Linked DNA regions of Homo sapiens: region 2 is linked to region 1. A link is a contact called in ENCODE Hi-C data. All regions are on one chromosome and are shown on one strand. The core of a region is the stretch at or near the end of the contact, and the rest is flanking DNA. Distances in the headings are between cores, read along the strand shown. Region 1 overlaps MAP1B (microtubule associated protein 1B). Region 2 has its middle 19 kb from the start of ZNF366.

Evidence for each region. A loop is a pair of places that touch in the nucleus more often than their neighbours do. Pooled maps may share reads with other maps.
Region 2: a loop to region 1 is called in a map of gastrocnemius medialis, with 4 times the contacts of the local background. The contact joins two enhancer-like sites. A Hi-C loop is called at or near these places in 2 of 168 maps with a recorded cell type or tissue (ascending aorta and gastrocnemius medialis), 2 of 37 single-sample maps with no recorded cell type and 8 of 50 pooled maps.

The regions. Positions count from the first base shown.
Region 1 is chr5:72,138,100-72,141,706 of GRCh38, reverse strand. The region is part of intron 2 of MAP1B (microtubule associated protein 1B); the gene reads right to left. Among named protein-coding and RNA genes, the nearest start is that of MIR4803, 30 kb to the left of the region's middle. Within about 2 kb of position 2,319, at least 5 of the 41 ENCODE cell types and tissues checked have a DNase peak (open chromatin) inside an H3K27ac peak, as active enhancers do.
Region 2 is chr5:72,524,582-72,527,927 of GRCh38, reverse strand. No RefSeq gene overlaps it. Among named protein-coding and RNA genes, the nearest start is that of ZNF366, 19 kb to the right of the region's middle. Within about 2 kb of position 1,972, at least 3 of the 41 ENCODE cell types and tissues checked have a DNase peak (open chromatin) inside an H3K27ac peak, as active enhancers do.

The sequences.
Region 1 (3,607 bases), core at 1,070-3,569:
AAGGAATTTCCAGACAGACTGATTCTATGCAATATTTCTTGGGCTTAATGGAGAAAGTCATTCTAGGGCATTGTCCAGCTTTCTGAGTCATGCCATCAGGGTACTGAGAGGCTGGCTCACCCAGGACAAGGCCTGGCCTTTCTGAGCCTCAGGAAAGCCATGAGTGAGAAAGGTCACTCCGAGGCTACTGATCCCTAAGCAATGCATTTATGATTTCAAGAGACCCATTCAGTCCAGAGACAGGGCTGGTCTGACTATACAATACCCAGCATGAAGGCTCTGAATTCAGGACTTTCCATGTCTTTTCTAACGTGCATCAAAGGCCATTAAAAACCTGCTGAAGAAATTAAAGACTTGTAGCTACTATTAAGCTCCAACCACTTAAATCCTGCACTGGTGACCACTGGTCAGCCCCACCAGCCATGCTCAGATGTGTGTCACGGCACCAGTGTCTCTGCAGAGCAAAGGCAAAAGGGAGGGGAAGAGAGGAGAAATGGGAGGAAAGAAAGAAAGAAGCTGGAGGGCAGGAGAGGAGTAAAGCGTGGACATGTACCCCAGGAGGTAAAAGAGTTTGAGGTGGGAGTGAAACTCTGGGTGCAGGGAACGGTACCCTATACTGGCCTGGTCAATGCTCCAGAAGACACAGACACCAAAAAAAGCAGATGGAGTCGTGTGAACGTGGGAGGCTGGTGGGTATCCATGGGCAATGAGTGGTCTGGAAGCTGTAGAAGAGGAGAATGGTGCACCCCCAACCCCAAAAGGTTTCTGTCTAGAATGGTTTTATTGGGCGGTGATCCTTTGATTCATAACGACTCATACCCTGAGATGGGGATTCAGACAAAAAAAGAAAAATCCAAGATGGACGCTAGAAATAATACCAGGTCCACTTTGATCTTGGCCCTTTTATTTTTTCATGTTGCCTAAAGTTGGTGATTTCATTCATCTGCATAGGTGTAATAGGATTGCTTCGATAATCACAGTTTTACCTCTTTCAGATGCATTCTTCTTGCTGGAAAACACTGGATATGTGTAAATCTCCTCTTTTAACATGTTCCTCCCACGTTATTTTTGTCCCAGTTTCTGTCACAATTAACTTAATAAAGAAAGGATCTATTTTCCTTTCCCATGTTGCTGAAAATAAATTTATGAGTGATACTTAATAGTTGTCAGGACATGCAGCTGTTTTTCTCTCCCTTATGCGCACCTCTTCAAAAACCTCTATACCAGTGTTCTTCAAATGAAGGCTGCAATACTTTACTGTAGCATGAAATGGTCAAAGCCAGTGTTTCTTAATAGTATAGAATAAAACAGACTAGAAAATGTCATAATGCATTGCAGATAATAAGGATAGGCATTGTTTTGTTAAACTTTTGTTTCAATTTTAGATGTATGCATGGATCAGCCTGTATTTTCTATACCATGGTTAAGGTAAAAGAAGTTTGTAGGACAGGTCCTGTGGCTCTTGCCTATAATCCCAGCACTTTGGGAGGCTGAGGAGGGCAGATTGCTTGAGCCCAGGAGTTCAAGACCAGCCTGGGCAACATGGGAAAACCTCGTCTCTACAAAAAATACAAAAATTAGCTGGGCATGGTGGCATGCACCTGTAGTCCTAGCTACTTGGGAGGCTGAGGCAGGAGGACTGTTTGAGCCTCTGGAGGCGGAGGTTGCAGTGAGCTGAGACCGCGCCACTGCACTCCAGCCTGGGTGACAGAACAAGACCCTGTCTCAAAAAAAAAAAAAGTTTGTAATACATCCTTATACAATATATGTCTGAATATGTTTGTCTTTAAGGTTAAAAACTAAAGTCCTCTGAACTGGGCTTTTCTTATGTATCAGGTGTACAGGATAAAGATCTGCTGCCTCTAAAGTCTCAATTTTAAAACCATCTCTACCACAGATGGGATGAAATTTAGTCTGATGGTAATTTCAAACTTAGATTTTTATGTAAGAAAAAAATACATTGTTAAACTATATACGAGGTTTCCTCATATTCAGGGACAGATCTCTGCTTTCATTTTATAACCTCCACAAGAGAATCAAACTGCCTTTCTTACCCTCAACTGTGGTCCTTTCCAATAACTTATGTCACGGCAACTTATTATTAAAAAACGACTGAACCAAGATGACTTCGGACACCTCTGATCCAAGGGTTGGCCCAAAAGGAGCCTCAATCTGCTTCAGCATTGGCCAGACACCCCGGAGACTTACATCTTACCTTGCAGGGCTAGAAAGTGCATCAGAATGCCAAACTCCAAAAATGAATAACGATCCAGCCCTGGAAGAAAACTCTCAGTTCAGAGAGTTGGTGACTTGCCCAAGGTTAAGTACAAAATATATTTGCAGAGCAGCCAGAACGAGAACCCAGGCTTCCAAGTTGCAGCAGCCCCAGTACACTGCACTGTGATAAAGGTTTGATATGGAGGCACAGACCGACCCTAGAGGTTACCAGAACTGGAGATCATAGATTAGTAAGTTTTTTTCTCTTATGACTGTTGTATGTATCTACTCTAACCTTAACTCAGACTGACATCCGTGGCTTTTCGTGCCATGTCATTATTCTACCACATACTATTTTGAGGTTTCTGAGGTTAGTATTCATAAGAGCTTTCCAACCTCTGACTCAAATGAGCTCTATTTTCCCCAGACACGTAACTTACTATTGAATCTCATTTCCATGAGGAATACAAAAGCGATAGTGATTCATGTCTCCAATGCTTGGCTTACCATTTTTGAAAATGTGTATACTTTTTCCTGACTGTAAAATACTATGTGCCCACTGCATAAAATGTAAAAAACACAGAAAAAGATAAGGAAGAAAATTAAAATAACCTGTTCACCTACTGCTCAGTGATAACCCATATTACAATTTGGGTGTCATTGAAATTGGGTGTCAAGGAAAAGACAAAAATTATTTTGGTATCAAATTGTGATCAAATTGAAAAATACCTTCATGAACCCTTCCCTTGTCACTCAACATTACACATCAGTAAAGATTCTTCGAAGATATGGTTTATAATAATGCAGGCCAAATACTGAATTCTATTGATTAATCATTACTGATTATACATGCCCTATTGTTGAGAACTTCAGGTTTTTTTCCAGTTTTTCACATAGAGAAATAACGTAGCAATAAGCATTTTTTTACATAACATTTTTTGTGCATATCTCTGCTTATTTCCATAGAATAAATTCCTGGTAGGGAATTACTGGGTGAAGTACGTGAGCATTTCTATGACTCTTCATATATATTGAAAAATTTCATTTCAGAAGGTTGTTTATATCCAAATAGCAGAATATGAAGGTGCCTATCTTGTCCTCTTTGCCAGTGATCAGTGGTATCATTTGTTAAAACCTTGCAACTTGGAGGTAAAAATGTGTATCTTCCTGGGTTCATTTGTATTCCTTAATTTATAAAGAGGTTGAACATTTTTCATACGTTTATTGGCCATTTGGTATGTGTATATGTGTGTCTTTCTCCACCCACCTTCTGTGTGTATGTAAATTGAATGTTCATATCCTACACCTATTTTTCTACTGAAATGTTAAAGTTTTACTTATTTATTTGTAAGAACTCTTTATATCATAAGGATATTAAACTTTCAACTTT
Region 2 (3,346 bases), core at 723-3,222, 390 kb before region 1:
ACAGGGCACAGGTGTAATGCATTACCTGCTTGAGCTGAATGATTGGAACTTTCATGTAAGACTATCCTGGAAGTGTGAGGTCTAGAAGGCCAGGCTAAGGCAACCATGGGAAGGAACAGGCATTCAGGAAAGTTTCATGCAAGATGAAATCTCAAATAAAATCTACAAAGCACACACAAAAAATTATTGCAACACGAATCCATTATGAGATTCGACGAGTGAGAATTCATACCCAAAGAAACTGGAATGACATATAAATTTCAAATAACTTTAAACTTAACATGCTTAGAATTCTTAAAGAGATTAAGGATGTATTAATAGCATTCTTTCGATATTAAATGGGAGGTTATATGGCAAGAACAAGAAGATATAAAATAAGCTTGTTGAAAATTAAATTTTATTCCCTGAATTAGGAAAAAACACACTCAAAAAGTAAACCTTAATACTTAGCATAAACAAGAGACTGGGCAGACTTGAAGGCAGAATAAAAGAATTGGAAGATTGCGCTGAGAGGGGTCATACAGAACTTAGCCTAGACCTAGCCTAGAAAGAGGAGATAGAATAAAAGAGTTCAGGTAAAAGAAAAATAGACAGAGAAACACAGACCACACATCCAATGGGAGTTCCAGAAGGAATGAATAATAAAAATTGGGCAGAAAAACTACCTAAAAATATAATAACAGAGAAAAAATTTAATTGAAAAAATATAAAAATCCTCAGACTGAAAAATCATCCTGAATGCTTAGGAGGACAAAAATAAATAAAAATAAAATTCACATTTAGATAGAGTGGTCTAAAATTAAAATGGATATTAAACAATTAAAAAGTTGTCTTGATTTTATGAAATTATTTTGAGGCTCAAATGAACAATGGGTGGGAAGGTGCCCTGTGGAGAAGAGCAGGTAATGCTACGATGTGCTGGGGTTAGAGTTGATAATCAGTCATATCTCCCCCCAACTCTGAGTTTGGAACCAGCTGAGAAATAGCCACAAAAGATAGAGAATGAAGATACAAATATCAGCTTTATTATGGATAAGTCTAGATTGGAGAACACTATCCACCTTCAAGCAAGATGATTCTGATACATAATAATACTTGGGGGCTGGCCGCAGCAGCTCACGCCTGCAATCTCAGCATTTTGGGAGGCCGAGGTGCGAGGATCACTTGAGGTTAGCAGTTTGAGAGCAGCCTGGCCAATATGGTGAAACCCTGTCTCTATTAAAAATACAAAAATTAGCCAGGCGTGGTGGTGGGCCCCCACTTGGGAGGCTGATGCAGGAGAATTGCTTGAACCTAGAAGGCAGAGGCTGCAGTGAGCCAAGATCGCACCACTGCACTCCAGCCTGAACAACAGCATGAGACCCTGTCTCAAAAAACAAAAAACAAACAAAAAACAAAAAAGACGAATCACTTGCTGCATTCCTTTTCTTTCTTTTTCTTTTTCGAGACAGGGCCTTGCTCTGTCACTCAGGCTGGAGTGCAGTGGTGTGATCTCGGCTCATTGCAACCTCTTCCTCCCAGGTTCGAACAATTCTCCTGCCTCAGCCTCCCCAGTAGCTGGGATTACACCTGCCACCACACCTGGCTAATTTTTAAATTTTTTTGTAGAGAAGGGGTCTCACTATGTTGCCCAGGCTGGTCTCAAACTCCTGGACTCAAGCAATCCTTCTGTGTTGGCTTCCCAAAGTGCTGGGATTACAAGTGTAAACCACCATGCATGTCCACTGTACTCATTTTCTACTGCTGTGTAATAAATATTTTAAATTTACCAGCTCAAAACAACACAGATTTATGATGTCACCATTCCTGCAAGTCAGGAATCTAGACATTGCTTAACTGGATCCTCTGCTTGGGGCCTCACAAGATTGTCTGCAAAGAATTGACCAGGTCTCCTTCCTTCCTGGAGCTCAGAGTCCTCTTCTAACCCTAGGGGGATGTTGAGCAAGAGTTAGTTCCTTGTGGTTACAGGACTGAGGCTGGAAGTTTCCTAGAGACTTCCCACAATTCCCTGCTTTGTGACTCTCAACATATGCAGTTGATGTGATGGCAACTTGCTTCTTCAAGGCCAGCAGGAAAGTCTTGCTTCTTCAGTCTGCTAAAACTTCTATCACAACATAATTATGGGGTGACAGCCCGACATCTTTGTTGTATAATCTAATCTAAGCAAGGGAGTGATCGCCTATCACTTTTGCCATATTCTGTTGAGTAGAAGCAAGTCACAGATTCATCCACACATACAGGGAGTGGATTACAAAGGGCTTGAACAGCAGACAGCAGGAATTACCGGCAGTCACCCTAAGGTCTGTCCACCACGCTCACTGTCCTAATCTATAAAATGGGAATATTTCACAAATGGGAATATTTGTTATGTGTATCAAACAAAATAATAATATGAGAAAGGGCTTGACACAAAGAAAATGCTCAGTAATGTGAAATACCCTTTTCTGGCCCAAGAAGAGGGTCAGTGACGATCAGACCACAGGGTAGTAATTTAAATTTTTAGTCAATGCCTCAGTGCTGATGCAGATTGTCTAAGGGCTGTATTTTTAAAAACACAGAGAGGATATGTCATCTGCCCAAGGTCCTATAATGATAGAGCACAGACAACCTGGAGTCTTTGTCTGACTTCACAGTCAGCACATCACAGTGCCCAGCCGCTCCTGTCCAATGACCTGAGGCCTCTCAGTTCCCCTGTAGCCCTACAATTCATGTCACTCTGAAGGTCCACCCAAGAGCTCTGCTTTTTAAACTAAGTCTGGAGTCTCCAGATTTCTTTATGTACCCCTTCCTCAAATTTGAGCATACATCCCCAAAATGTGTATCTGTGTTTGTTTATAAATTATACATATAAGCTATCATATTAGTTTATTATGAAACATACCCAAAAGAACTTTTCAAAAGATAGAAAACATGTAATAAACCATACGTTAAAGTTTTCTGCCAATTGCAATGGCTCTTCTTCATGAGCTGGTATTAGTTGGGGTTTCCATTAATTGATGGGTTAAATCTATACTTCAAATAAACTTCTTGGTGGAGTTCAATACACTTTGGCCTCTGTGTAGGCTTCTTTGTGGATCTGATTCAATTATCATTATTTTTACTTTGTAATATGATTGAAGGAGTAGGAAAAATGTCTGCTTTGCCATTTTCTTATTCTTTGCAGAATTATTAACTGCATTATTATTAATTGCACTATTATTTGATTTAACTTATTATTCTATTTAACTTGTAATTCTATTTAGTTTGTAATTTAGAGGGCAGGAGTCTTTTAAAAAATTGTTAGTTGACAACATACAAACTGTATTGTGTCACAATACACTAAACACCAGTGAAAGAACGGTAGTAT